Linked DNA regions of Homo sapiens: region 1 is linked to region 2. Evidence: chromatin loops called from intact Hi-C (ENCODE). Cell type or tissue: PC-3. All regions are shown on one strand. Links, peaks and the distances in the headings refer to the core of each region. The heading gives the core; the rest is flanking DNA. Region 1 has its middle 140 kb from the start of LINC02304. Region 2 has its middle 47 kb from the start of LINC02325.

Region 1 (16,032 bases), core at 2,945-10,944, 110 kb after region 2:
GGAACATACATTTTCTAAGCATGCCCCTAAATACACACATAAGGGCTTTGGTTATTTGAAAATAATGTTAAGATATATTTGTGCTTGCAATTGTGAGGTATATTTTTCCCTCCCTTTTTATATGGCAGATTTGGTTAAGGTATACCTATTCTTGTTTTTTAGTGGGTTTGAGTTTTCTATTTTCAAAAACAGCAGGTTAGTAAGAGCCAAGAGCTGTTAATTTTGCACTGGCTTGCCTTATGCACGTATGACATTCCAAAGTTGATGGCTCTTAAACACAGCCCTTCAGGTGACTTCTGTCACATCGAAAGCAGATTCAATTATGAGCTGTATGGTTCCAGTATATTTTGTTGTATTATAATTCTTTGAAAACTGGTAATTCATGCATGGCATATATGAGAACTCTCTATTAACCAGAGTATTTGATTAATGAGCCTGGTGTGTGCTTTCATCATGCTGAGTTACTGACTTTACTCCACCTGGGTGGATGCAATACCAAAACCCATTCAGTTTCCTTGTTTTGTTTTAAAGGATTATAACAGCACCGTACAACAGCAAGAACAAATACCATGGGACCTGGTGACAGAAAACGTGGGCTTCAGCCCAAGTTCTGCAACTGTATTTCCAGGATAATACCTAGTACCCAATAAATGTTCAATAAACTATTATTGGATGGAAGAGTAGATATATTGATACATTTATAAATGAAAAAATATTAGAAATGGAAGAAAGAAGACTTTCTGACTCCCCCTGTCTGTGTTCAGTGTCCCTGTTCTCTATTTTCTTAGGATCCTGTGCAGACCTCTAATAGCATTTGTGACATTACACTGTAAATGTCTTTATTTTTGGCTTCCTCATTGATTGGAGCTCCTTGAGGGAAGGGGCTTTGTTTTAGTCCTCTTTCTTTCTCTAGGATTTCATGGCTTCCAGCCCTTCAGTTAGCATCCGGTAAGTGGTAAGTATTTCTGTTTTCACAATGAACTTGCATTGCTTTAATACAATAAAAAGGAAGTAAAGTTTACATTAACAGTAATAAGAGAGAAGTCCTGATGTTGGGATCTGGGGTGAGAAGACTGGGCAGAGGAGCGTATCAGAGGAAGAGGTCATGGAGATGGCAGTCAAGCCCAAGTAGTAGAAAGAATGGTGTTGCAGTGGTCACAACCAGGGCCAAGGCAAGGGGGAAAGGCCTCAATGTCTACTCTTGACATTTTGACATCTTAGCTCTCCCTACTGCCCTAGGAAGTAGAAGATGAGAATTCACATGTGAATTTGTGCCTAGCACAGTGACAGCAATGTGATCGACACTCTATCACTATTTGTTTTATGAAAGAAGGTCCTTTTATAGAAAGAGACATAGGGTTGATTGCAAAGTCAGCTATTATAGGAACAAAAGGTACAGTCTTGGAAAGAATGTCAAGTAGGAAGGAAAGTACTTCGGTGTCAGAATTCATGTGTGACTTTGGGCAAGTCCCTTGCTCACCCTGAACCTTAGCTTCCACACTTGTAATGAGCGGGTGAAACTAGATGACCTGGAAGATCTCTTTCAAATTGTGTTTTGTGATTCTATGCTTCCAGATATTTCAATGTTGGGATAATGATAAACAATATGCAGACTGTTTACTTCATAATTTTATTCCTTAAGATCTTTCCCAAGGAAATAATTTGACATTCAGACAATGATACCTATGTACAAAGGTGATCATTTTTAATAATAGTGACACAATGGAAACACCCTCTATGTCCAACCAGAAGGAATGGCCAGGAAAAGTATGGCACATATTTATGGTAGACTGTGAAGCCGATCTTAAGATTTATGTTTAAAAAAAGGAGATGCAACATGTAGTACTGAAGAATTTGTATAGTTTAGTCCTCAGAAGTGTGGATTCCAGAGCCCAGTCCCTGCTTGTGGCATGTGTTTCTTGACTCTGTTATTTATTTGCTATTGTGAACTCGAGCAAATTATTCTCCCTCTCTTCACCTAAGTTTTCTCATCTGAAAGTAGGGGAGATAATAGAATCTATCTCCTAGAGTTATTGTAAGAACTGTGTGAAGTAATTTTCATAAAGCATATAGAATAGTATCTGACAGATAGTAATTTATAACTGCTAGCTATTATTATATAAAATATGATTGCAACAGTAACTACTTGGGAAGGAATATTTACTATCTGATTCACAGGTTACATATACTGGAGGAAAAAAAGTAATATGTTAACAGTGATGTTTAGATGGTGGAATATCATAAGATGATTTTAATTTGTTTTCTTCATATTATTATGTATTTTTCTAAAATTTCTGCAATAAACTTGTAAAAATCATAACCAGGAACAAAATAGAAACAAGTGTGATTTTCTTTTAAGTCACTCCATGTGTATACAGGCGATGGTGTGGTGCTTGGACTTCAGTAAGCCTGGAATAGAATCCTACTTTGCCACTTAGAAGCTATGTGGCTTTGGCCATGTCGTAAGTCTCTAAGCCTCAGTTTTCTCAACTAGATATTGGGGGCAGTGGGATAGTATGAGGTAACATATAGGCATATTTCAAGTTCTCAATACATTTTCTTTCATCATAGAGAAATTGTTTGGTTCTCAACATTCTTAAATACTATGGGTGATAAAATGAGTTTTAAGACAGGGCCTCTGTCCCTGAAGATCTTGATATTTCACTGGGAGCCCAGGAATAAGAAACCTAGGCAATGAGAGAAGAATAAAGTCATAGACCGTATTCCAGTATTGTGAGAATTCGGAGATGTAGATCACAGTGGTTCTAGAGTCACCTGGGAGGACTTCATGAAAAAGAAAGGACTTGAAACAGGCTTTAAATAACTTGGATATGGAAGAAATACTACTTAAGATTGTGTTCAGCAGCCAGGCCTGGTGGCTTATGCCTGTAATCCCAGCCCTTTGGGAGACTGAGGCGGGCAGATCACAAGATCAAAAGATAGAGAGTATCCTGGCCAACATGGTGAAAACTTGTCTCTACTAAAAACACAAAAATTACCTGGGCATGGTGGTGCGCGCCTGTAGTCCCAGCTACTCAGGAGGCTGAGGCAGGAGAATCACTTGAACCTGGGAGATGGAGGTTGCAGTGAGCTGAGATCACACCACTGCACTCCAGCCTGGTGACAGAGTGAAACTCCGTCTCAAAAACAAAACAAAACAAAACAAACAAACAAAAACAAACAGAAAAGATTGTGTTCAGCTACCAGAAACAAATTCCTTGCCATAGTGACTTAAACATGCAAAAGTACATTCTTTCATATATGAGAAATCCAGCTGTAAGCCAACCACTAGATCATTGGCTACTAGCTGTTTCTACTGCCATCTTCATATAATGTCACCTTATGGTCCACATGGATGCTGGAACTCCAGCCATCATAGAAGAGTTCCAGGCCCACAGAGAAGAGAATCAGGGGAGCTCATTCCCTCTGAGCTTGAGCCAGTGGCCTTTACATGGCTTTTCTATGTGTCTCCTCAAATATCATTGGCCATATATATTGCAAGAAAGGCTGTAACATGTTGCTTTGTACTCTGGAGGGCAATGTGCCCAGGTAAAAATTGACAGCCTGTTACTAAGAAAGGAGAATCAAAGAGTGGCCTCTGCCACTTGGGAGAAATGCCAGTTCAGGGGAACAACAGGGGTAAAAGCTCTGACACAGGAGGGAGTCAACACGTGGAGGACAACTAGGTATCACACATGTGCCCTGAGGGTCTGTTGGGAAGTTCCAGGAAATACTGCTGGGCTCAGACTCTGCCCATATCATATGCTGTCATCAATGTTGTCAATCCTGCATACCATAGGCTCTTCTTTCTATATATTTTCTGTATTCCCACTCAGCCCTTCCAGGGAGAGTCACCTCTCTCATTTTAAAGATAAGAAAATTGAGGCTCAGGGAGGCTTTGACTTGCTGTAAGAGCTCTACGTGGCCTCTGCTGGCTTTGTGTGCTAATAGCGCCTGTCCCCAACGTGCTACTCCCCCTGCCTTTCACTCCAAATCCAGGGCCATGTCTACACCACTGTAAGTTCCTTCCACACATCCAATGACAGTCTATCAATCTCCAGCAATTTTGTCACCCAGTTAACAGGCTCAAACATGACTGATTGGACAAGGAGAGCTTTTTAAGGAGGAAAAAATAATAATATTTTGGGTCTGTATATGAGAAAGCCTATTTGATAGAGGGGCACAGGTATTAGCAATACATTCATATTCAAACACTGACACCTTTATTCAGCTTTTTATATTCAGAGCATTTGCAGGGCCTGAACTACTGGCAGACACTTCAGATTACTTAACCAGACATAAAATTGAAAGAGGGAAAAAAAATGAATTGAGGCCATGAGTCCCACAGGCATCCTGGGTCTTTCTGTGGATGCAAATGGACTTATGATTGAGTTATCACAGCAAATTCAAGCCAACTCGTTGGTACTTCCCAGTGCTGGAAGTTTCCTATGTACTTTCCCAAGGATGAAATTGTTCCTTTTCCCCATCCCGTATGCATGTTTTTAAGGAAACAAGCACTTGGAAGATAATTTTGCGGAAAAATATAAAATAGGGATAATATTCAGTTGCTTTTTCTTAAAGAAAGATGAACCATGCAAGGGAGGGATAAATCGCATTTGCTATGAAAATTTGAATTTCAAGAAGTATATTATGTCCTCCAGTGTGTTCTCAATGAAAAGAAAATTATTTCTTTCTTGGGGAACACACTCTTATGGCATTTTAACTTTTATGACATTTCTGATTTGGGATGATGAGCTTTCTGCACAGAAATGATTCAAACTTCCATTTTTGTGGCTCGCATGTCCTTGTAAATTGCTCTACCAGCGAAGGAGGAGGAAACAGCTTCCTAAAGTGGAGATTGTTTTTCTGCTGAGAGAATGTTTCTTTCCCCATTTCTGAATGGTCGTTGCTGATAGAGACATATATCAGGGAAATAAATTGTACTTAATCGCTAATCACCTGAACATAAGCTAAAAGTGGTATCAATCTTTCCTATGGACAAAAATAATTTCCCTTCATAAATAATGAACAAAGACACATTTTACCAGGTGCAATTAAATACAATTGTAAGGATATATTGAGATATGATTCAGACCTTGCCCTGTCGTGACAAGCCCCAAGACACTGGCATGCCCAAATACATCTTTTAAACATTAGGAGGAAATTCTGAGCCATTGTCTTTCCTGAGCAAGAAACAATGCTATCCAAGGGAAACTTGAAGCAATGATGTTTATTTAGAATTAGAATCGATTTTCATTTTACATAACACCTTTCATTTTCAAGGCTCCCGAAGTACTTTACAAAGCAATAAGCTAGACAGCAATATTGCTATAGACAAGTGTAACCGTCATTATGCTTTCTGTAATAGCTCGCGGGCTTGGAAATTAGAAATCAAGGGAGAGAGATGGAGAGAGAAATAAAGAGGAAGCGAGTGGTGAGAAGAGGGTCTGGGGAGAAGTCAAGAGACTAAGGTGGGAGACCTGGAGGATCCCACAGAGGCAGGAAAGGAGACAAAGACAGCATAGAATAGGGGCCATGCTTCTCACTGGCGCTCTGCTTAGAAATGGTTCCCAGGGATGCTTTCTTTCCATCTCTGAGGACAGGCAGTGACATCTCAGCCCCTCACCCAAAGGACAGGGACAGGATGACATCCCACCGAGGCTCCCTCAGCAGCTTCACATCGCAGAGAGTGCTGGTTTTGCTATCAGGCAGCCTAGGACCCACATCCCAGCCCCACTGACCGACTGGGTGGCCCTGAGTGACTTGCTCAACCTCTCTGAGCCTTAGTTTGCACACATGTAAAAGGAGATCAGGAGACCTACACCAAGTAGTGAGAAAAATGAGAACGAAAGGCAGGAGAGGTACTCAGTCAAAGTTAATTAGGTTTTCTCTCCTTGTTTCCTTCCCTTACATTAAGAACATGGGATAAGCAAGTCCTATTGGATTTCCAGGACACAGAGGAATTTAATAATTCCTGCATAATGCTTCACAGTCTGCAAAGCCCATGAGCTCATTTGATGAAATGAAGCCAACTCGGTCATAATAAAGCACTTGTGATCTGTTTTCAGACTCTTGACAACCTTGAGAGTTTAGTGTTATTATCCCCATTTCATGGAAAAAATATATTGAGGCTCAGGGAAGTTGAGGTCTGCAGAGACTCACCCCGGAGCCTCTGAATTTAAGCCCAGAGTTCTTTCCACCAGGCCAGGCTGCCTCCTTCTGGTGGAAGGAGGTCAACAGGCTTCACCACATCTTTGTGCTGCTCCCACCAAATGGCTAAACAGCACAGGTACCAAACAACCCTTTAGAAAACTGATTTTGCTCCTTCTTTCACTGCCACTAAAACACAGTTTATGTAAGCAAAGAACATGTTTTGATTTTACAATTCAGTTTTAGTATAAAGGGGCACAAACTCTTCGTTATCATGGTACCCGGCAAAGGAGAAACGCCTCAGTCTATGTTGGTGATGCATTTTGCATTGGGTCTGTCACTTACTCGCACGAACACGTTTCCTGAGGGCTTCCTATGTGGCTGGCAAGGTGCTAGGTGTTAGGGCCCAGAGAATAATTCAGTGGTATGAGAAGGTTCTGGCGCTGTCTGGAGAAGGGGCTCCCAGATCCTTAGAGAGGAGGATCGGAGTGAAGAAGGCTCCTTGGCGACAGGAAAACCAGGAGAAGGAGGCTGTGGAATATTCTAGAAGAAAAGATGAGGCTCAGGCAATGGGGATGGAGAGAGAAGGGAGAACTTAGAGGATATTTAGGAGATAGAAGAGACAGGCTTTGTATGTAGACTGCTTGAATGTGAAGATTAAGGGAGAGAATGAAGAGACTCCATCCCTCCTCTTAAAAAAGCTCAATATCAGCTAAGAAAATAATAATAACAAAAAAAGACAAAAATGTCAGTTCCAGCAGAACCTCCTCATTTCTGAAATTTGGTGGGACACTGGTCTACTTTTGGCAGGTGGAACCTGGGCCAGTCTTCCTCTCTCTTAGGGGGAAGAAATTGCATTGTATGATATATTACTTATTTTAATCAAATACAATTTTTTTCTAATTGTCACCGCGCCGGCAGCCTCACGGGGGCTGGTCTGACTTGTGTACATCCATGACAGGGAAGCGGTAGCGGCAGCTGCTTTGTGCCAGCCCGCCCGTGTTCCGTACCTCTCCCGCCTTGTCATTCACATCTCCCCTAATTACAGAACATCTGCTTGCGGTGGCCATTAACACTCCGCTACCAGCTTGTCTAGTTTAATACCAATGACTCCTGACCTCCCCCAAGGAAGACGCTTTCTGTCAAAATTTCCCCCAAAGAAGCCAATTCTCCACGCAAAATTTACACTTTTTATTTTTTTTAATGCTACCTTACTAAAGACTTTTGAAAGGAAATGGGTTTGCTGAGGTGCCATTTGGAGGGGGTAGGGAGAGTCGCTGCAACTGGAAACCTTTTCCCTGCCTTATTTAGTTTTGTTTTGAGTCTTTAAAAATTAAAGATGAAAATCATCTCCAGGGCTGGGAACACAAGCCGGAGCGTCCTCGTTCTCCCTCTTGCCCCTGCCCCGAGTCCTGCAGCTAGGGGGCGGTACAGACACCCACTCCAGCTCTGCTATCCGGAATTACATCTGCCTACCTAAATACAGACCATCATGGAAGATTCCAATGGCCTTCATTATTATTATTATTATTATTATTATTATTATTATTATTATTTTAATTATAGGTTCCCATGGTGGTGCTCCTGTTCCCTGGCACACCCAGAATCCTAAAACTCGGGAAAAGAGATTCCCTTCCTCTGGGGGTGATCTGGAAGCAGCAGATTTCTCTCTGTGAACATCAGATGGTATTTAAAACATTCCACAGCTTCCCTGGCTTTCCCAATGACAAACATGCTCAAAAAGTAAAATAGAAATGAGAGGAGGAAATACAGAAACAATATTTCGTTCAAAGCATAATGGATCACACAGCAAACGGTTCCCAGCTCAGGGCTGACTCCCACCAGGCTGCCCTTCCTGACTTTCGTCTTATGTCGAACCTCCCATCACAGGGTACATTGTAGCCCAGCGTGGTAACAGTAACTATATCGCAGGAAGAGACACGCAGGATTATGCTAATAAAAAGGGGGAATGGGAGAGCAGTTCATTTTAAAATCACCCCAAACATGATTTGTGAATTAATATATTTTTTAAATTGTTTTGCACGTTAGAATTGCTTCTGCTTCCTGTTTTGATAAACGGCAATTCCTCTTTCTTGTAGAAAAAAAAAAAAAAAAAAAAAGTCTGGGATGGCTTCTACAAATACCTGGCTCAGGAAAGTGATGAGGGAGCTCACAGTATTTTACAATGCCGTTGGACTTTGCTTCCAAAGTGGAAAAGCATTTACTCCAAGAAGACCCTTTGCAGAGCAGGTAATTTAAATAGAATGCAAGCTAGACCAGCTCAAGGAGAAAGTGGGGCAGCCAAAGAGCTGATTTTAATTTTATTTTTCTCTAACAGAGTCAAAAGTGATCACTGACCCAAGCACAAGTAAATTCCAACAAGAGCAAAGTAAGTAATTAAGAGAGAATAATCTAGAGTGTTGCTATTTTGTCCCGCTACATCTGAAAAGCATTCACGGTACTTTGCTGCGGGGAATTTGCTCGGGCTTTGCCCTGGTGCCGACAATCGCTTCTCTGGAAACTGAAACAGCCGAGGAGGTATAAAAAAGAGAGAAAGGTGAAGGGATGAATGGGTTTTAAAAAATGCTGCAAAGGAATACCTGTAAATACATTTTTTAAATGTGCATTTCCAGAATACAACATCATCTTAATTGTCGACCTCACCAAAACACCTATTGGAGAAAGCGTTTCAACAAGGGGGAGAAATGATCTTGTAATCTCAACAATAAAAGCGTTTCCATCCTTTGTATATGCTGACTTACAAAAAAAGTGCTTTCAAACAACAAAAGATGGTGCAGTAATTACATAAATCTCTTCATTCTTGATGAAGACACAATGGAGTATGAGCAAATCAATAGTGTTGCTGCTGTAATTCTTGTTTTTATTATGAGCCGAACACGAACTTGTTAAAATTGAATTCTGCTTCTTGTGTATAAAAAAATTAGGATTTGCACAAATTCAGAGGAAAAGAACACATGTTCTGTAAATGTTTAATTTTTTCCATGCTACTTAGGAGATTTATGATGGAGTAGAATCAGATTTAGAAATGAATGTGACACCAATAATATAACGCTGCCTCCTATGTCCCAAAAAAATGAGACATGCCACCTTTAGACATCACATTTTAGTTGCTGCATTGAAGATATTCATTCAGAATGCCCAGAAATTACCTCCTCTATTTTTATTCCCACTATTAAATAAACTAAATGTACCCTAAAGTCAAATATCTCCAACTTACTGCCAATAAATTGGCCGTAATGATTTTCCCCCACAACTTACATTTCTAATATTTCCCATTCAGGAATAAGTAATATTGTTGATTTTCCAAAGAAAAGGTGAAAATTATTGCATTTAAAAATAATTAATAGATGGGCCTGCATACCTTTGAATTAAATTAAAGGAAAAATATTTCTTTTTTGTAGAGAAGATTGCATTCATATCCTGTTTGGTGTGAAAAGTAGATTCCAAAAAGCTTTTAACTAATTTGTTCAATTTGTTTCAAAGCCAACATGAATAGGCTTGGTGCAAATTCAGATTCATTAAAACTTAATTAATATGCATCATTATGCAAATGAGGTTGCAGTTAATGAGTTCTTAAAAGAAGCTTTCTTTAATTAGTTCAGTTTTAATGGCATCATCATTTATCTGACTTGTTTTTAAAGCCACATGACATGCAAAAAGTGACCATCCTCTACAATGTGCTGCCTAATTGCGTTTCATCCTAATTGTTTAATGTTAAAAACTTTGAAAAAGTTAAAATGTTTTGATATTGAGTTCCATTAAATGGCTTTCACAAACTTTTCCATTCTGGTGAATGAGATGTTTATTCCATTCCTCAGCTTTTTTTCTAGCGTTGCTCTTAATTATTATTATTCTTATTATTTTTGACATATAACCATTTTGATCACCTATTTCGATCATGTGAGTATTGTGTCCATGCATGTCTATTTATACATTGATGAGCCCATCCTTACAGGTACACATGTGAAACTGTGAATATAATTGCTCAACAAGCACACTTTATTGTTATGTGCATATATTAGTGTGGATTATTATACTTATGTACTTGAAAAATTAAAACGAGCCTTTCTTGAGGCCATCTGCTGACTTCAGGAAGCTTAGTAACATGTTTTAACACAAGATTTTTAAACGTAGTAATTCACAAGAATTACAGCCACTGCTACTATCACCAGCGTCTACATCAGAGATGCCTGCCTGGGAGATAAGAATGCTTAATAATTATTGAGGAATATGGAAATCAGAAAGAAAGGGGAAAAAAAGGCAGGCTTAGTACAGAAAAAACGCTAACCCAGAAAATGACTTTGGAAGCTTCGGAAATACAATGGGTTTTTAAAACATTTTCAGGTTTATGAAATATTGTGCTACACAATTACAATTGTGTTTTGACATGTGGTGCCGAATGTAATTCTTTGGGGGGAAAAAAGGAAGTTCTTTCACACAGAGTCCTAGAGAGGAATGCAGTGTGCCGTGTTACACGTTTTTACACCACTGTCAGGAGTTTATAACTGAGACAAACTACTTGTGTTTGGAGCTCAAAAATAAATATATGTGCTTTGCATTGGTTTAAGCGAAGCTTTATGTTTTGTTTCCACAGAGATTGAGCTGTGCACATGCCACCCTAATTAACAACAACAACGAAAAATGCCGTACAAGCCTTGCATTTATCAAGGCACAGGCCGACACTGCAAACATTGTTCATTTCACATAGAAAAAAGAAAAATTAATATTCCAACCTCTTTTTAACACTTAGTCTTTTGAGTACCATCAAGAATATCCTGATTAAATAATTGGGAAAACTAAATCTCACGGAGGAGGCAGTTGAGAAGCCATTATTTGGGGGATCTTTATAATGAGGGTGCAGTCTTTGGCTGGGAAGATGGCCTCCTTTCTCCTAAGTCGGCTGGTTACAACAATATAATTGCTATCACACCGCCATATGGTGATTGAGATCATATTAATAGAATTACATGAATAACTATTGGGGGAGGTTCTGTTCACAAATACGGCATCACGTAAAAGTGTGGAATGAAGCCATGCTATGATGGGATGTTTCTGAACAAGAGGGACATGACAGACTTTGTTATTCACAGCCAAGGTAAGGAAGTAACCCAGGTGGTCACCTTATCTTAATAAAAACAAAAAGTGGTGCAATCTAATGTGTCGAAACTGGAACCAACAAAAGACTTTTTTTTTTAACTTATCAAATGAAACGTTGTAATTCTTAAGGGTGGGGAAACTTGTCTTATTTATGTCTGTCTCATCAGCACTGAACAGGGTGCCCTGAATATACAGAAGCTCTCTCAATGTTTACTGAATAGATGAATGAATTCATTAAATCACATCAGAATTTACTAATAAATCGTTCCTCTAGTATATGCTACAACAAAAATGTGCATTTACAAAAACAATTATATGGAAAAGGTGTAAAAATATTCATGGCCCCTAATCCCACACCGACACGTATAAAGTAAAATAGTTCTGTCTCTATACAGAATAAAAACAAGCATCTCTTTGGCACAGTGCTTTAGAGTTTATAAAGCAATTTTCTGTGCTAATCTGTTTGTAATTTTCATAACATCCTTTCAAAAGGATTTTTTTTTAAAGAAGGGTAAATATCCCATCCCAGAGAGAGGGTCTTATTTGCTCAAGGTCACAGGGATAGAAAGGCTGGGTGCCATGCAGGGCTTGGGACCCCATTCCCCTGCACTTGAAGAGGCAGATTAATTGACAGACATTTGGAAAGAACATGGAGACCCCCAAAACCCCCATACAGAAAGGACATGAGGGCGACCTCACTGTCTCTGCTCCCAGCTAGGAGTTTTAATAGAAAGGATAAATTATCAGAATCTGCAGTGCCAAGAAGAGTTTGAGTTTAGGGCTTTCAGGGATAATATTCAAAATGATGATACTAGTGGCCATCAATCATAATTATTTTAAAATTCAATAAACATTTAGTGAGTCCTTTCTTTGTGTCAGGGCATCATGCCAGGTGCTGAAGAAGCCTGAGTTTATTTAATCCTCTCAGTGCTGCTATTTGAGGGAGGCTTCTTCACATATTGAAGCAACTGGAATTTGGAGAATGTAAATGATGCACTCAGTCCAAGGACCAGGCAGTGCGATCCAGAAAGCCCACTTGGGTTTGCAAAGGCTGTGTGCTCTTTTCAGTGTCATCTGGACAAGGACTTCAAGTGCATTAATTACAAATTGATTAAGAGTGGATGACAAATCCAAATAGGTGGGATTTGTCACTTAATAGTGACACTTAATAGTCACACTTAATAGTGTGATAACCGTTCAGCATGAAGAAAGATATCTGTGAATCAGAGTGTTCAGAGAAGGCTTTGTAGATGAAGGCAAAAATTAGGCTGGGAAAAATGATAATGGTTATGACAGCAAACACAGAAAGAACTAGCATTTGTTCAATGCTTACGATGTGTAGGTAAGTTTTGTGCCTTTTGCAAGTGGTGGCTGGTTTAATCCTCTCAACCATTCAGAGGGGAGACTCTCCTGTTGTCTTATTCTATAGGTCACAAAAACAAGCCCCAGGATAGTGAAGCAACTAACCCAAAACTGCATGTTAGTGACAGGGCAGGGACGACTCTCCTTTTAAAGCTGGGAGAGTTGTGGCTTGCTTGAGCCTCTGCTGTCAAGGGTGAAGCATTTTTACATTTTTATAATTGAGTGAAGTTTGCTTCGTTGTTTGCAAAAACACTCATCTGAGAAGAAAGTCATTTTTTTTTCCTCCTTTCCAAATTCCCAAACACAAAATTGTGATCACCCTCCTTTGGGTGAAAACGTGACTGCTGTTCCATATCCCAAAGCTGAGAATAATACTGAGCTGCCCGCATGGACTAAACACTCGTAGCAGATTTCAAGACGTGGTATTAATGGAAGAACTTTTGAAGAGTCTACAGTGGGCATCCACAGAAAACCAAACTGGAACTTGGAATATGTAAAGTCTAAGATGCTTTGTGAAGTCTCTGTGGGCAGCAGACAAAAAAAGAGGAAAAAGATAACAAAACCCTCCATCAGTTGCATGCCTTCCTCTCCCTCTTGAGGCTTCTCCTTCTGCCTCCATTCCACCCTGCATCTGCGTGAACCCCGTAGAGCATCCTGGCCTCCTGCTTGCTTTTTTCTTTTCTTCTTCTTCTTTTTCTTTTTCTTTTTTCTTTTTTTTTTTTAAAGCAGCCGCGCTGAGAATCGTTCCCGCGTGGTTGGAGACGCACTGCCTGCGTAACAAGACTGTTCTCTGAATTCCATCATTTAACTAGCTGCCAGATCCTGTGGATGCCATTTCCTCATATCATGTGCACCGCCAGGCCCCCCTACTCTCCCTACTATTACTAAACTTAAGGCCTCTGTCCCTTTGTCAGGCCCTCTTGACTCCCATTTTTGATTTGACTGCATTCTCAATGCTGTCGGCTTTAGGATCTTTTAAATCTGCATTTGTCACTACCTCTCTCACAAACATTCAATGGTTCCCTATTGCTTTTCAAATAAAATAGAATGTTCTCGGACATTCTGGACCCTCTATGTTTTAGTTACAAGCCATGGATTCAATTTTATTTCTCTTTTCTTTTAAGTTATCCCAAAACAAGCCAAGTAACTCTTCATCCTACTTCCATGCCAACAATGCTTAGCTTTCTAATAATCATAAAAATAATATACTTTATATACATGACAGATAATTTGTAAAATATAGAATAAAATAAAGAAAAAATCAAAATATCCTGCAATCTAAACACCCAGATATAATCCCCCTAATAGAATAAATATGTTGGTTTATTTTTTCTGTATATATATAATATATAACAGATATAAGAAATACATATGACAAACCTGAAATCTCTGTGTAAAAACAATTCTGTTAATTCTGTTGTTGTTGTTGTTTTTTTCCACTAAGCAATACAGTGTAAGCCTTTTGTCACATCCTTACATATTCTTAAAAATCCTAAGCTGAAGGAGTTATTTTGAGCAAAGTACTTAGAACAGTGCCTGACATATAACAGGTGCTCAATAAATGTTAGAACATTAGCCCTCATCATTATTATTAACTATTATCACCCTCTGAAAACTTGATGTTTAATAAGTATTGTATTTGATGATAAGGATATTCAGCAATTAATTGGAAATATCCCTTGCTGTTGGATATTTAACCTGTTCATACCAGAAACAATCTTGCAATGAATATCCACATTTACATGTATGTGTTTATGGCTGCATATGTATGTATCTGTGTTTGCATATGTGTGTAATGTGTGTGTGCATATGTGTGTATATATATGTTTGTGTGTAAGAGAGAGTGTGTGTGTGTGTCTGATGGCTAATTGACATATTGGGAGTTTTTCTATTGCCAATAAATTTTCTCTTTTTTTCCTCCTTAAACTATTTTGCGTTTATTTTCTGTCAGTTGCAGCTGAAAGAGTCCAAACCTCATACATTTGTGCAAAGCTTCAAATCTCAAAGGTGGTGGAGATAGTCTCTTATTGTAAATGACAGACCTGATTTTGAGGTCTTAAGTATGTCAGGGACCCAGAATCTTGGCTCAGAGTTAGGGTCCCAAGTTATGAGGCTGGTTGAGGGAGCGAGTAAAGCTATAGCCTGGCTGCAGGAAGGGAGTCAGGGGTATAGCCTCTGTGGGAAGAATAGTCCAGAAACATGAGGATGTGGGTAGAAAATGAAAGGGCTTTTCCAGTGGTCAGAGCATATGAGGATGTGGTTTTAGAAGGTGCAGCCCAGAGGAATAGGAAGCCTTCAACTAAGCCCATGAGTAAGTAGAGAGTGGATCAGGATGCTGAGACAACTTAGAATCCACCAGAAGTTTCTAACTTGGGTGTGTCTCATTGACACCCTTGTCTGCAGTGACATCGTTTAACCAATTTGATACATATAAATTAGCAGTCTAAATTCAATTATTATCCCCTCGCTTAACAATGAAGTTGAGATTCCTTGATATATACACGTTGTCTCTCTGTGTGTCTTCACTGCAGACAGAACTAGCTACATAACATGCAGGGCTCAAATCAAATGAAAGTGTAGACACCCCTTGTTCAAAAGTCATTAAGAATTTCAAGATGGTCACAGCAAAGCGTTAAACCAAGCCCAGGACCTTTCTAAGCACAGAGTCCTGTGTGACTGTCAGGTCACATTCCTGGAAAACTGGCCCTGGCTGCAGATTGCATTTACACGTTTCTGATTATTGTTACAGAATATTAGGGGTCCTTTTTTCTTCTTGATTTCTCCCAGCTCTTTATATAGAAAGTAAATTTGATATTTTGTTACACATTGCAAAAGTCACTTTTCCCATTAGTATGTGATTTGCAAGACATCTCCTCCTTGCATGGGGTGGTGCATAAAATCTGTATATTGCTTTTTTTTCTTAGAGAGACAGGGTCTCACTCTGTGACCCCCAGGCTGGAGTGCAATAGCTCCATCATAGTTCACTGCAGCCTCAAACTCCTGGGTTCAAGCAATCCTCCCACCTCAGCTTCCCGATGTATTGGGATTACAGGCATGAGCCACCACACCCAGTTTATATTGCTTTGATTCTAGTACAGAGTCAAGGTCGGCACCATGTGTGAACTTCTCTAATCTCCAGGAGATTAGATAAATCGAGTAATTCATCCAAAGTGAGAGAGCTGGTGAATGAGGAAGCTAGGACAGGGACTCCCCCTTGTCTGACACCTTGACCACTGATGTTTCCTCTGCCCACGCTGTCCTTTCCTCCCACTCTGTTCTGTATAATTTCACCTTCCTTCAAGGACTAACTCTAATGTCATGCCACCCAGGAAGCTTCTCTGACACCATGACCTGAAAGACACCCCCATCCCAACTCCAGAGAATCCTCTTCCAGATTCCTCT
Region 2 (16,032 bases), core at 4,441-12,440:
AGATTCTCCTGCCTGAGACTCCTGAGTAGCTGGGACTACAGGCGCACGCCACCTCGCCCAGCTAATTTTTGTGTTTTTAGTAGGGACAGGGTTTCGCCATGTTGGTCAGGCTGGTCTTGAACTCCTGACCTCAGGGGATATGCCACTTTGACCTCCCAAAGTGTTGGGATTACAGGCGTGAGCCACCGCGCCCAGTCCCCAGTCATTTTAGTTTACCAGTATTCATACGCCCCTTCCACTCCCCTAACCAACAATAAATGATGTCAATTTGGTCTTTCCCCTTATTTATTTTTTATTTTTTCTATTTTTTTAATTAATTAATTAATTAATTAATTTATTTATTTATTTATTTATTGAGACGGAGTCTCGCTCTGTCGCCCAGGCTGGAGTGCAGTGGCGCGATATCGGCTCACTGCAAGCTCCGCCTCCCGGGTTCACGCCATTCTCCTTCCTCAGCCTCCCGAGTAGCTGGGACTACAGGCGCCCGCCACCACCCCGGCTAATTTTTTGTATTTTTAGTAGAGACGGGGTTTCACCGTGTTAGCCAGGGTGGTCTCCATCTCCTGACCCCGTGATCCGCCTGCCTCAGCCTCCCAAAGTGCTGGGATTACAGGCGTGAGCCACCGCGCCCGGCCGCATACTACTTATTTAAAACTCAGTGCGTGTCACTCAGTCTGTATATAATATATACATGCCACCATATCAGCAGGACATCCTCTTACCCTTGTTGCAGATAACTGGAGGTTCAAGGAGGCCCCACAGTTTGCCTAAATGGAGGAGGGGAATTTGTAGACCATTGATGCAGCTGTCACAAGACAGCAGGTTCAAGGGTCAGCTTTTCACCTTACAGCTGACAAGTGTCCTCTCGAGGGTCAGGAATGAAGGTTTTAACTTTGGGAAGCAAGTAGGATGGAAAACAGATACTGAATTCACACTCTGGCTCAACATCTTAGTTCTGCAACTGGCTACTTATACAGAATAGACCAGTTATTAAACTTTTCTGTGCCCCTGTGCCCTTTTCTGTAAATATAATCTCACATTCCTCAAAAAGTTAAACACAGGACCCAGAAATTCCACTCCTCTGAATAGACCCTAAAGAGCTGAAAACAGGGACCCAAGCGGACACTTGTACACCAGTGTTCATAGCAGCACAGTAGCCAAAAGATAGGCACAGTTCAAGTGTCCATCAGCTGGTGGACAGATAAAATGTGGTCTACCACGCAACGGAATATTACTCAGCCACGAGAACAAGCGGAATTCTGACATAGGCAGTGACGTGGTTGAAACTCGAAAACATTATGCTAAGTAAAATAAGCCAGACCCAAAGAACAGAGCTGTGTGATTCCACTCACCATGAAGTACAGGCAAACTCACAGAGACAGAGAGACCAGAGGCCACCAGAGGCTGCAAGGAAAGGAGACTAGGGAGTTACTGCTTAATGAGATGTACAATTTCTGTTTGCGCTGATGAAAAATTCTGGAGATAGGTACCGTTGATAGTTACACAACATTATAAATTTACTTAATAACACCAAGTTGTACACTTAAAAATGGTTAAGATGGCAAATTGTATGCTACATGTTTTACCACAATAAAAATAGTTTTATAAAACCCACAAACACGGGAGTATCAATGCACAGAGTTCCGAGGAGAATGAAACCAGAGTTCATGTAGAAAAGAGTGACTAAGAGGAGATGCTCAACTAAAGTGATTGTCCTTTGCCTTTCTGCCCCCAGTCCATGCGGCACATGAACGGGGCTCTAGCATGATGCTGGGAGTCCACCTGGCCTGGTGGGCATGTGCAGTGCTGAGCTCTTCAGAGCAGAAGCTGCAAACTCAGCCCTGTCTGCAGAGACTGTGTTGCCACCAACTCAGAAGTTCTATTTCTTCAAGGGGAGAGGAAGTCTTGGGACATCAGTTTTTGACAAAGGCAATTAACAAGTTGTAGGTAGAGGAACTTACTTTTTTCCCTAATCATGAGCTTTAAAATTCACTGCTTCTAGAAAGAAACTGAATTTAAAATGCAATTATTGTGCAGTAATTAACTTTGTCCAAATGAGGCCCTTTCAGAACTCAGTTTCTTTAGGGACACATTATTGAGCCCAGTGAGGTGGTGTGTTTTCCTGGCCTTTTTTTTTTTTTTTTTTTACATTTTTCAATAAAGTATTTTTGTGGTCAAATTGGTGGATTTTTTTTTAAGTCTGATTTGATATATTTGGGCTCTTTCCAAGAACTCTGTCAGGGTGTTCAGAGTTTCAGCTTTCTACTTGTGGGGGAAAGAAAAGAGTCTCATTTCTATAAATCGAATGTGTTTTTTGCCACGTGAAACAGCCTCTTGGAAATCTGCCTCCAGCCAGCCAGCTTAAGACAATGGCAGTGACAGTTAGATGTTGTCCTTGCCCTCTTTCCAAAACTGACAAATTTCACCTTAAAATTGCAAGAGCAGCTCAGTCCAGAATGGAGCATTGTGCAAACCCCTGGCTGAAATGGAAAGAGGCCTTTGACAATGGGGAAATGTGGTTAAAAGGCCAGCTGCCTTTAATTCACCTGTGTGATACCAGTTGAGATTTCTTACTTTTCTTTTCTTTATTTCGTTTTTCCCCTACACATGGTCACCAGGGAGGCAAGACTTGACTTTACTCCGGTAAGAGTAAATGCTCACTGTCCCAAACATGCAGGGTGCGACTAGGTAGACACGTGCTGAGGGCCCAAACCTGGATCAAACCAAAGAGAAACAGCACAGCGAAAGCAGATCTTCTCTCTTTCTATTTCTCTCTGGGCAAATATTGGAAGCATGACTTATTTTTAAAAGGCTTTCTCAAATGTTTTCTTCATGCATGTTTTTCCATACATCTCTAAATAATGCAAAATTTAGAAAGAATAATGGGGCTCTGTCCTTGTAAACCACCCAGAGGGGAAATTTTGAATGTGTTGAAGGCTTGGAATTCAGGGCTAAATTTTATATGGCCAGCCTCATTTCCAACACAACATAAAGTAAGTCCAAAGGGAGAGAGACTGACCCTTTCTCCTTCTCTCACAATATCCCAGCTCTGCAAAGCCAAGGTGTTACTGGATTCTGCAGAAATTACCAGCTACTTTCACGCACTTGGCCAAGAGGAAGAAAGAAAATGAAAGAAGAGAAAGAAAGGGGAGAAGAGAGAGAGAGAGTGAGAACCTCGGCAGATATACGTTGGCCCTGCCAATGACTCTCTGTTTAACTTGTAATCAAAACAACTCAAACCCAGTTACTGTTTGCATATCTGCCAAGTTTCTCAATTTCAGAGTCGGCAGCAGGCCCTCGGTATGACAGCCTGTCTTTCAGATTCCAGCAGAATCTGCCAAAGCCCCAGCACAGAGGCAACTGGTAAATTAAATGCCAGCGAGCACGGGCATTCCTACACCTTTCCTCTGTGCACACAAAGCAGCATCCCAGGCCCCTCATCCTGGCAGAGGCTGTGAAGACCCAGGATGCCCACATCCTAGCCTGTGCCTACACCCCCTTCCCTAGGTCATTACCACCCGGTGCCTGCTGAGCATTAGTCAGTGCACGGATGGGAACAAACTACCAAGTTTTCCTTTTAAGAAGAACCTGGGGTGGAGAGTGGGGAGCACCATTCTGCCAGCAGATGAAAAAAAAATACTCACAAATCAAATAGACTCAGAAAAACTCACTTTCAAGTGCCCAGCGATATCATGCAATCTATAGATAACGTTAGGTATTCAGATTCACCGCAAAGTGTAATTGAAAATAAAATAGACATTAAATACATAGAGACACATCTTTAAATCTTGCATCCTAAAAGCTTCTTGTGAACTAAAGATAAGGCTTCTCTTTTCCTAGGAAAGTGTAAGCTTCTAAAAGCTAGTTGATTCTTCAGGGGAGGAGTAAGCGCTTAGCTACCTTCACATTTATTGGTGCTGATTAGCATAACAGATATTAATGAATAAGCATTGTTTTGACTGCAACTTTGACTATAACCTGCTGATTTAATGACTCACACTAAGTTTAGGGAGTGTGGGCTGCAATCTTAATTATGAAAATGTGGCCGAGCTCCTGAGATTAGCAGCTAGCGTAAATATCAAAAACATATAATGAAGACAGGAGACAAGTTCGTGGGCCCAATGGCCACTATAAATATGAGAATGATCCCCTAACTTCACCATTTATCAAAATCTGCTTCTACACAAACCAATGCATTTTTTAAAAATCTTTTAGAGTGGTGTAATTTGCCTTCGTACCTGGACTGACATGCACGTGAAGGCTGCCAAGGAGAGAGACCAGGTCTCTTCGGCAGTCACCTGGGTCATGTGTGCAGAGGGTCTGTGAGTGGCTTTGTCATCCCTGAGAACGTTTGCAGTGACCCTATCTGTGTGCCCCTCTGCATGTGTTTCCACGTGTGTCTGGACGACAGCCCCAAGCGTGTGGACGGAAGGCAGCACTTCACAAACAGCCAGACAGAGCACCACCTCTTTAGTGCAGCAGGTAAGAGAGGTCTGTTGGATCTGGCGCCTCTTTTATTTGCCATAATTTGGCAGGTACTGCTCTGCGCGGCTGCAGAACTGAGAAGGTGAAGCCCTTTGATGCAGCCTCTGATGGGCGTCGGGCACAGCACACCATCAAGGCAATTCTAGCCTCTAAGCCCCGTGATGCTTTCTTTTCCAAGCTCAGGAGCTTCATTTGAGAGAAAAAAACATTAAGCATAATTCACCAACCTGCAGGTTTTCTTTCCCTAACCTAGCAACATTTTCAAAAGAAAACATAATTCTAAGTGGTTCCAAGGTTTAACAGCGAGGCCAATTACCTGGTGGACATTTCTGGAGATGCAGCCACCATGGGAAAGCTGCTAAGAAATTCTAGTCGCTAAATTCTAATTAGCTGACAGGCGAATTCCTGTTAAGTTTCTGTTTTTCATTCAGAGACGCTATGAATGGGTCTGATCACTTTCTGGGAAATTGTAATTGTGCATGTGTATGTTTAGAAACAGGAGGCCTTCCAGTCCAGATTCTGGTCTTGGTATTTGGAAGGACCAGGCCTTGATTTTGAGCAGAAATAACCACGTTCTTCTGAGCTCCTGGTGTTTTGACCCCGTAGCAGCCGCAGCCCAAGGCCCGCAGCACCTCCTTAGAATCCCAGTTTGCTGCCAGCACCTAATTGGTATGCTAATGCCCAGAGCTGCCTCAATTTGTAATTCTTCCCTGGAAATGGTATTCAGATTTCTGCATCCCCTCTCTACTAAGAGAAGGACGCTGGGAGATTTTTTTTTCCCTTCGTCTGGTCAAACAGGTAAAATAAACTTAACTCTGGTGACGGCAGACACATATCCCCTCCCTGAGGCCTTCTTTAGTCTGAACGGAAAAGCGGAAGCATGGCCAAGTGAAAATACTGATCTTTCCATTTGCCGACGAGGAGCAGGGGCCGGGGGAGAGGCCAGGTTCCTTTTACAAACTGTTGTTCTCAATTATCAATTTCCAGCCCTTTGTGCAAACTCAGGGCGATGCCGTTCCAACATCTTTACTTAGAACTTGGGGGGAGGCTCCCCTTTGCTTAAGATAACCCCTTTTCTTTGTATTTGAAAATAAATGTAAAGTTTACCTTGGGAACAAATGATTAATGAAGTGTTTTCAGTGTACCCCAGCTGTTCACTATAATAGAAGAATAATTTGATGTTTGGGGTTCTGAAGCCATTTGATGGCAATTGTGTGTTTTTTTTGTTTTTTTTTTGGAGGGGTCTGTGGGGTGGGGTGATTAAAGGGTTAATATTCAAATCAGAAATTTGCAAGGCCTGCATAATGGGAGCGCCACCCTCATAACAATAGGAATTTTTAACAATATCCAGCCTTGTTAGCAAGAGAGTTACATGCATTGAGGGCAATCAGTGTGTCTTGTCAGTTTCTTTTTATCTACCATCTCCAACCGCCGAGGAGCCGAAATGAAGCACTTTGGAATTATCAATTTCAGCCACATTTGCATAACAAAGCCCCCGAGGAAGAGGCATGATAAATGTGAAGGACCCCTCTTGGAAAAAGAACTGTCAACCGCGCCCCGAAAGATTCTCCGACCGAGCGCATTCTCCCGGACTGCAGTCAGCGAAAATAAAATGAAAGCATTAAAGAAAGTCATTCTCTCAGAGAGAAAAATCTCCCCCTCTGCACAGAGAGAACTGGATGAAATGACATTATGCATATGAAAATGTCCAGAAAGATGTTTGATTTATGTATGCATTAGATGCAAATTCCATTACGGTGCGCGCGCTGTTGTGTGATTTGGCGCTGAACACATCAGCGCCCTGATCAGATCTGATCTCATTAATTCCGACAAGGAGAGAGAGAGGGAATTGAGAAGAATTTATGGCCTGGACACTTGAAAGAAGTAAATTGTAATTCTGTTTAAAGCTGTAGCGAACCTTTTAAACACCTTTTATTATAGGAAAGAAGCACTCACTTTTATAACACTGTAAGGACTTACTTAATCCTGCACTGGGGGCTCTGGTCTTCATTTAGGGGGAAAAAAATCTATGACCTTGTTTAGGGGAAAGAAAAAAGAAGAGGAAAATGTCTGTCTTGAACCAAAATTCAGGGAAAACATCACAATAGTAGGATCAAAGGAGAAATGATGCCTCTGTGAATAATTGGGTAAACGTTTGGTTTTAAGGATCGTGTGTTTTGTTTTGTTTTGTTTTAGTGGCTTAATATTTTCAAATAAAATACCAAACAGTGAATGAATATTTTTATGGGACTGGGTAACAGATTTACATTTTAAAATGTCTTTATTTGCATTACAGATAAAAGCGCTACTAACAATATGTGACGGGAGATGCAATGGGAAAAGTTATCTTTTGAAACCTCTACTTATTAGGACTGCTTTGAAAGCACAGTCAATTTCAGACCAATATGAATAATAATGATAATAATAATAACCCCACTGCCAAAATAGTCTTAAGGGGAAATACATTTTTATAGGGAAAATCCCAGATTGTTTCTCTCTATTAATAATGATTCTTATCTTTCTTTTGCTCCTGAACAAGACCTTAATAAGTCGTTTCCTCCTTTCAGGAGCAATAATCACCCTTCATGGGTGAGATATCCTATATTTACTTGATAGCGAGTGTAAAGCCGAAAGTGTCTCAATATGTTATTGCATCAAGGAATCATGGTTCCTCCCCCAGCATTCATGACCCCCTGGGGTGCAGCTTTGCCTGCTAGAGTTGCGTTTCCCTGCGCGTCTTTCATCTTCGCCAGCTATGATTAACTGTCTTCCCAGGGCCGGAGGTGGGGGCAGAGACTGGATTCGGAAAACCTTAGTTACCGGATCATGTTTGATTTTAGATGGAAATGAAGATACCGAGGCGGAATTCTCCCCCAGTGCAGCCTACAGCTTCCCGGGGTAATCCACTCCAATAGAAGTCATTGTTGGGTTTAGCAAATGTTTATCCAGATTGATGCAGCAAACTTACATGTGAACGCAGATAAACAGCGACTCGGAGGGCAAAGGGTTCCAGAACCAGGTGAACCTGCTTAAATGTCACATTTTGTCAAAGGCTAATCCCCTTGTCGTTCCTCATTTCCACCCAAACCATAAAAGTATCTCATGTGTGCTGTAGATATAATTATAGATGGAACCCGCGTATTTACACTATGCATCTGTGTCCCTACTCTTCCGTGCTGTATGTTTTAAGGACACAGGCAATGAGTAGCGGCCACTGGTTTGCCCACATTCCAATGCATCACATCGGCAAATCAGGAAAATAATTGGGTTTTCCTTTGAGAAGAGAGAGAAGGGGGAAAAAATCCTTCTTCCTGTGATGTTTTAAAAATTCAAAATTTCCTCATTTATCTCCATGTTAGCTCTAACCACACAGTTGAAAGGTATATTTAGACTGCAGATACTGTATTTTAGAATGTGGAATTTCACGTCCTCTCACTTGGGGGACTTGAAAGAATTGTGCACATTTTGAATAGGCTTGTCTGCAAGTAAGAGGGAAAAGAACTTACCTTGGCATTATACTAGTGAGATTTTGGTTTTTTGCAAGGCATTTAATGTGTCTGTGTATGTGTGAAGGCATGCATTGAAATACAGAGCCAGTTTGTTCACCTTCAATTAAGTTCTCCCTCAAATATACACGGAAGGAAATGTACATATTATATTTTATAAATAATAAGGCTTGGGGGTCAGCTTTCTCATATCTTCACATGGTTGGCCAGATCTTAGTGTGTCTCTCTCTCTCTCTCTCACACACACACACACACCCAGTGAATGGGTAAGGCTTGGTGATTAAGGTCGTGCTGTTTGTTCATCTCTGCCCTGGCTAATGTGATTGAATTGGAACAATACCTTTGAACTCCTTGGCTCTGATCTGCATACTAATTGATCCCAAGTCCTTGACAATGACCTTAGCCGCCATCCACCCATTCCTGCAAAGGCTGCTCGGCCCTACTCAAAAGTTGCTATCAAAATCCAGAAACGACACAGAAAGTCCCTTTATAAAGAGCGTCTTTGAGCAGTGTGTTACTCCCTAGCTCCCCCTGCGAGATGCTTTCAGAAATAAAAAGTATTTGTCCAGGACTGGAAAACAGTTTTGTCGCGGAATGCTCAAATGTCTGTGGAGTAACCGCAAGAGCAAAGGGGGAGAAATTCGGTTGTCAAAACTTACCCTCGTGGTGATAGGTAACATCTTCTCCTAAAATAAAAATCCGTGATGATAGATTCTGTGCAAGATGTTTCCCAAAATTGTCTTTGAGATATCAGAAGCCTGCACATACATCTCACTCTTCTAAAAATCAGTGGACAGGATCAGATCCTGCCTTTATTTAAAATCTGAATTTTTTGTTCATTGTGAATTTTGGTGCATTCATTTTATTTTTTTAAACATTGCATCCAATTATCATTTTTCTTAATTACTGCCTTTTTGGCACTCCATTAAATTTTGCACCCAAGGTGCATGCCTCAATTCTCTCACCCAGATCCCAGCGCCCCCAGCATCTCTGCTGTAGTTTTATAGTCTTAGGAAAGTTCTGAGGAAAGAAATTCGAACAGTGGAAAAAGTATATTTTTCCCAAATTTACACATATTTACCTATAAATTTAAGTGGGCACAAAAACAAGTGAAAGTATAATAATTCATGGGGATTCGCGTATCTCTTTAAGGTAAAAAGGTGCTGACATACGCACACACACAACCACACATCCAAAGAAATTAAAGACAAAGAACCACATTGTTGGTGACTTTTAAAATTGTACTGTGCAGTAATGAATTAACCAGTAGCTAGAAGGTTTCCATTAATAAACCAAAGTTATATTCTTTGTGTGACCTTGAAAACAACAACAAAAAAAGTCTCTTCTGGGGAGAAAATGTATCAAAGGAGTTTATTAAAAGCAATGGTAGTATCAGTCCTAAAGCAAACACTGGAACAAAATAAAAACACAAAAACCTTTTCTCGGATATGAAATCATCGATTATATTGGACTACAGCGTTTTCTTGAAATCTGCCTGAGGGATAAATTGGAGGGGGCCACCCCATTTGGCTGTGAACAGAATAGATGGTGTTACTGGAATAACTACTCAATTAAAATCAGCGACCCCTTGCTCACCTACGCTGGCTTTACCTGGGCCCACCTTGCCGACAGCAAAAGAACACAGGTGCAAAACAAAAAGACCACCGATTTTCTCTGATACCACACCACCACCTGACATCCAACACTCGTCTTCCCGTGATTTAGAGATCAAACACTGGTCCTTGTCAGCCCAGGGCAGCCATGAGTCACAAAACCACGTCCACGGGCGCACACGGCTTCCACGCTTTTTCATTTCAGTAAGAAGACACTTTTCTAAGAACACGGTGTTCTAAAAAAGAAAGAAAAAAACTGTCTGTAATTTGTCATGAATTTCAATTACCAAAAACTTTTGATTTTTTTTCCTCTTTGAAAAAAAAAAAAGATTGGCATACCTCCAGGTTTTAAGAATGTAGTTAATGCAGAGAATGACAGAAAGATAAAGATGTGTGTGTATGTGTGTGCGTGTTTGTGTGTGTAGGAAAAGCTCCGAACATACGCTGTTCATATAGGCCTAGCTGGGTTTTAAGCCCTGAATAAAGGTTCGTGGTGACATGGGTGAGAAAGAGCATTTTGTATTTATGTGGAACGGATTGTTCTGACAGGTTCCACAGCATTTCCCAGAGCCGACATGTCACAAATGTGACTTGTGGCATCCCAGGGCTGCACACACACACCAGGAAGCCGGTTTACACTCACCAACTCACGGCACATAAAGGGTTTTGGAGAGGAAATAAAGACTCATTTTGCAATTGGAAACTACAAGGTTTTTTTTTTTTTTTTCTCCTTTCAGATACACAGAATACTTACCAAACGGGAGCAGAACTTTTTTTTTTTTTTTTTTTTTGAAATGTGCAACTGTGTGAAACTTGTCTGGTTTCAGATTTACACAGAAATTTGGAACCATCTTGTTTTCATCCAAACAAATTCAAACTGAAGAACCTCTTAACTAAGCTGGGAGCATATTTGCACCAAGAAAACTGATGTTCCTAATTCATTAACCTACAAGCATTTGGTACCAGTGGAGCTTACTAAATGTGCACAGCCCAGTGACTTGCTTTTTTGTTCTGTTTTCTTGAGGGCTGACTCTTTACTTGCACTGTCCTAGGTAGGAAGTGGAAGATAAAAAAACAAAATCAGCATGCTATCAGCCTGTTATCTGTTCTTTGGTCTTAAGGAATGATTTCAGGTTTCTGAGGTGCTTGGTATACATAGGTGAAGCTGAATACATGTTTACCGTATAAGCAAATACGTAAAATTAGAACACTTTAAGTTGTAACATGAGACAGTATATAATTAAAATGCCAAACTGAGCGGTCCAGATCATTCCAGCAGGAGTTCAGAGGTCAGAGGAAGCCGCATAGTGAGAATAATCACTCCTTCTGGCACAGCACCAAACAATTTAAAATCAGTTTTGCATCACTGACTACCTCCATCCTCTGTACGGTCCTGCATGCTGGCAATGAGCAAAAAAGATACCATCCCTGTCCTCGTGAGGTTTCCAGTCCAGCCATTGGTGGGGCGGGAGATAATATACAGCATGCCACATGGGGATACACATTATGGGAAAAAATAAATCATTAAAGGAAATGTGGAGTCCTGTGGAGTCCCAGGGTGGCGTGATGTGTTAGTATGACGCACATGGAGGTTAAGAAAGCACTCGTACGGTAGGGGAGGTTTCTGTAAGGATAAAAAGCAGCAAGGGAAGAAGCCACCTGTCTCTCTAGGGGAAAAGAGATCCAAGTAGAGGGAAAAGCAAGTTCAAAGCCTGGGGCAGAGCCTGCTCGGTGTGTTCAGGAAGAGCAGGGGGGACATGTGTTTGGAGCAGAATGATCAAATCAGAGGGAGGCAGAGGTGGGGGAGATCACTCAGGAGCTCGAAGGTCATGGCAAGGACTTCGGCTTTTACACCCAGTGAGATGCAAACCAGCGGACGGCTTTGAGCACGAGAGTGACGTGATCTGAGGCTAAAGATGAAGCTCCCTCCTCAAGGCATTTGGGAAGGGTAAATGCCAAAACGCAGGCTCAACCACCAGTTTAAGAACTACATGTAAATGTGACCTGCATAGGTCGAATGGGAAGCTGTTTCAGAGACTCGAGGCTTTTTTTTTTTCTGTTTACAAAAAGAAGATAAAAAACTATGCAACAAAGATTAAAAAAAAAAAAAAAGACTGGCGTGTTCTCCAGTTTTTCATTACACTCACATGCAATACGTTCATGTATTTTCCGATCTATGATGATGATTTTTAAAAACTACATTAATGCAGTGGAGAGAAGAAAAAAGCAAGAGATCCTTAATGTGCCCACTGTGGACATCCCTTTATCTTCCTCCCAGTACTCCTGGAAATGGCAGCGTTGCTTCGAGGGCCTTGCAACAGGGCACATGTGGAATGAGAGGCTGGCAGTCTCCAGATCTCCAGAGCCCTTACTGCTCCCTGGAACCCAGTCCATCATCAACCTAAAACCAAGTTGGCCAACAGTCCCTGGCTCTGACTCATACCCTTCCATTGAACTGGACAGAACCTCGGTTTACTCATCTGTAAAATGGTAGTGTTAATGTACATTCTGCCTATCTCCAGATCAATGGGGCACCCAGAGGAAATAATTAATATGAAATTGCTTTGGCAGATAGAAATGTAACAGAATATTTATGTAATTATGTATAATTATATTATTAGTTTTTTTAAAACAGGCAGAAATAAGAAAACTACACATGAAAACTAAACAGCCTACATAATCTATGCTGATTATATGTGTACACACACATACATACATACACATATATATACTCACATATACACAAATAATTACAATGCAAATTTTAAAACATATATATACAAAAAAGTTTTAAAAAACTACTTATAGTTTCACCACCCAGAGAAACCAAAATTAACTTTTCATTATATTTTCTTCCAGTTTTTATCTGTTCAGAATATAAATGTAAATATTTGCATAACTATTTTTATATATTTATGTTATTACTAATATATATGTACCTACAATATGTCATGACTAGGCTATGGTATATAACATTAGCCACAGCTCTACGTCATACTATAACCATAGCCTGTAACATAGCATGCCACAGTTATGTCCTATTATAGGTACAGTGTATAATATAATGATAAATTATTTTATGTAGTTATAGAAATACATCTACATATATACAAAATGTAGATTTACATCATTCAATATATTATTGTAAAATTAATACCAATTTTTTTGTTTAAACAGGTAAATCACATATATTGTTTAAAAGAAAAGTCGGCAGTACAAAAGTGAAGTGCACCCTATCACTACCATTTTCCCTTCAAAAAGCAATAGCATTTCCCATTAATAAGTGGTAATACATTGAGCACACTGTTCTGTACATTTTTTTTTTTTGAGACGGAGTCGCTCTCTGTTGCCCAGGCTGGAGTGCAGTGGCATGATCTCGGCTCACTGCAACCTCTGCCTCCTGGGCTCAAGCGATTCTCCTGCCTCAGCCTCCCGAGTTTACAGACATGTGCCACCACACCCTGCTAATGTTTATATTTTTAGTAGAAACGGGGTTTCGCCATGTTGTCCAGGCTGGTCTCCAACTCCTGACCTCAGGTGATCCACCCGCCTCTTCCTCCCAAAGTACTGGGATTATAGGCGTGAGCCACCGTGCCTGGCCTGTACTTTTCTTTTTTTAATTAAAGATGCATCTTAGAGATCATTTCATGACAGCAGATATATACATCTGCTTCTTTCTTTTAGTGGCTGCATGGCATTGCATTGTAAGAATATTTGACATTTTATTTAATCTACAAATGTAAGTTAAATCATTTCCAATTAATCACTATCCTAACAAAGCCACAAAAATCACATTTTTGTGAATTTCTGTAAGTACCTCAAAAAGCTAAAGTGCTAAAGTGGAACTGCCAGGTTAAAGAGTATGAATCATGTCAAGTTTGACACAAACCCCCAATTCGTTTTGCAAAGCCGATGCACTAACTGACCACTCACACATACCACATCTACAAAGTCCATTTTTCCATTCCCCCATTGCCATTTGCATTTTCCTTATTACAAACAAATTGAGAATCTATTTTAAATAGTAATTTGTTTCCTTTTTGCCAATTGTCTACTAAAGTTCTTTCAGTATTTTTCCATTGGATTGTTTTGCAATATTAACAATTTGTAGAAGCTCTTTACATATGAAAGAAACTAGTCTGACATATATCACATAGGTTGCAAGACAGGAGTTACAAATTTATAGAAAGAAAAATCCATCAATCTACTTTTTGAGCTTCTGGATTTTGCATCACGCTTAAAAAGTCTTTCCTGTTAATAATTCCAATATTGCTGCTGGAGAAATCACCCTGAAGAGCCAGGAGAGCTGCAACAGGGAAGAGGACAATTTTTTTTTTTTTTTTTTTTAGACAGAGTCTCACTCTATCACCCAAGCTGGAGTGCAGTGGTGCAATCTCGGCTCATTGCAACCTCCACCTCCCGGGTTCAAGTGATTCTTGTGCCTCAGCCTCCCAAGTAGCTGGGACTACAGGTGCAGACCACCACACTCGGCTAATTTTTATATTTTTAGTAGAGACAGGGTTTCACCATGTTGGCCAGGCTGGTCTCAAACTCCTGACCTCAGGTGATCTGCCTGCCTCAGCCTCCCAAAGTGCTGGGATTACTGGTGTGAGCCACTGTGCCCAGCCAAAGGACAGCACAATTTGTAAAGAAACAAGGCACCTTCAGAGAAGGGAGAGAGGACCAGCGAGGCTGGCTAACAGGTTGAAGGATGACATGGGAGGAGGCTAGAATGGGAGACATATCAGGGAGAGCAATCTGTAGGTTTCTCTCCTACAAATAGTTTTATTTGGGAAAGGAAGGGACTTCACCTGATGCATACTCTGAAGACATCACTGCAGTATGAGTAAGAGATTAGTGAGTGGCAAGAGAGGAAGCAAAGAGATCTGGAGCTCAGGTGACTGACGGTGGCCTCTGGGCAGGCAGTGAGAAGTGGATGGACTCGTGCACCTGTAATGGGGACCAAAGGTGGAGAACCTGCCACAAATGCAGGTGGATGGAGATCCCATTTAAGGTGGCAGGAAAAGTTGGAGGTAATGGGCAGCACAGACCACCTGCTCACTTTTGGACAGGATGATCTCTAGGGGCTGTGAGAAATGCTCACAGGGGAGGCTGGAAGGCAGTTGTCTCTATGAAGGTGTTGCTCAGAAGAGAGCCGCAGAGGTGCTCACCCCTGGAAAAGGTGCTTCATCATCCTCAGGCATAGTCTCCTCCTCTGCAAAATGAAAGAAATCACTTACAAGGGGACAATGATGTAAGCCACCCAGCCAAGGGCCTTGCACAGAGTGGGTGCCCCCAGGGTGACCAGATCTCCCTGATCTCGCTCCCCCACATCAAATACGCAAAAGCATGTGGGTTGCTCTGTGACCACAGAAACATGCACATCGTGAACTCCAGGCCCCTGCCAGGCCCTGAGGATTCAGGGGTGAGGGAGGCTCAAACCTTGCCCTCGGGGACCACTGGGTCCAATGGGGAAGGACAGTCAAACATGCGATGGGGTAATCAATGGGGTGCAATCAACCTGGAAGAGCTGGACATGCAAGCTGTAAGGTAAAGGTGCCAGGAAAGTAGAAAAAGGCAGAACTGTCATCCACTATTGGGGGAGGGGAGGATAAACACACAGACGACAGAAAAGAGGCAACGCTGTTTTTACCTTCATCAAAATTTAACCCACAAGGTCTTATTCCACGGTTTGCAAAGCATTTTCCCACCAGTGATTTCTTTTAGTCATCTGAAGGGCCTACAGAAAAGAAAAATTAGGGGTCACTATCCTGCTTTTATAGGTAGAGAAACTGAGGCACAGACAGGTGTGATGATGTACATCACCCATTCAGACCTTGTTCCAGACACCATCCCGCCACCCAGGAAAGCAATGGATATATAGAAAAAACTTAGGAAGATCTCATGGGAGCTGGAAAACCTAAAAGAGGGCACTAGAAATGGCCATGCTGAAAACCAACAAGACAACACAAAAGCAAGTTTTTCTACCAAATTGCAAAAGGGATTTAGACTCCACTGGCTTCTCTCGGCCAGGAGACATCCTCGGTTCCTGCCCATCACGGTAAATATCAGGGCAGGAGCGGTCGCACGGGCGGGACTCTCTATCACCAACGAGCTACTTAAGGCTTCTCTTATGGCCTAATAAAGTCACTCAAAGAAGAAGAAGGTACAATTAAGCAATAATGACCCGGGCAGAAGTCTTTCTGAGATGCATAATGGGATGTTAAAGGCTCAAGTCTTGACCCTCTAGTTGGCCATTATGAGGCTGGTGAAGACAGATAAACAGATCATTACAGCTCATATAAAGTTCAGAAGTTAATTTAAAACACTACTGTTCATCACGCTTTAGCCCTGCCTCTCCCACTCATAAAAACATAGCGAGGCTTGCATGAGTCTTAGAAGATATTTCTATCTTTTTCTTTTTTTTT

Evidence for each region. A loop is a pair of places that touch in the nucleus more often than their neighbours do. Peaks named below come from ENCODE experiments on the same cell type or tissue, not always from the same donor. Only the 100,000 strongest peaks of a DNase experiment are listed, where the experiment ranks them.
Region 1: it touches region 2 in a loop (2.8-fold over the local background); 4 of 110 quality-filtered maps call a loop at or near these places.

The regions. Positions count from the first base shown.
Region 1 is chr14:97,290,048-97,306,079 of GRCh38, reverse strand. No RefSeq gene overlaps it. Among named protein-coding and RNA genes, the nearest start is that of LINC02304, 140 kb to the right of the region's middle. In PC-3, for the core only: CTCF peaks have their summits at 6,230 (motif pointing left), 7,351 and 7,550; no DNase peak of the experiment used is centred there; H3K27me3 peaks cover 7,914 bases.
Region 2 is chr14:97,403,325-97,419,356 of GRCh38, reverse strand. No RefSeq gene overlaps it. Among named protein-coding and RNA genes, the nearest start is that of LINC02325, 47 kb to the left of the region's middle. RefSeq lists enhancers at 6,929-7,450, 15,263-16,032. In PC-3, for the core only: CTCF peaks have their summits at 4,807 and 8,523; no DNase peak of the experiment used is centred there; H3K27ac peaks cover 1,068 bases; H3K27me3 peaks cover 7,712 bases.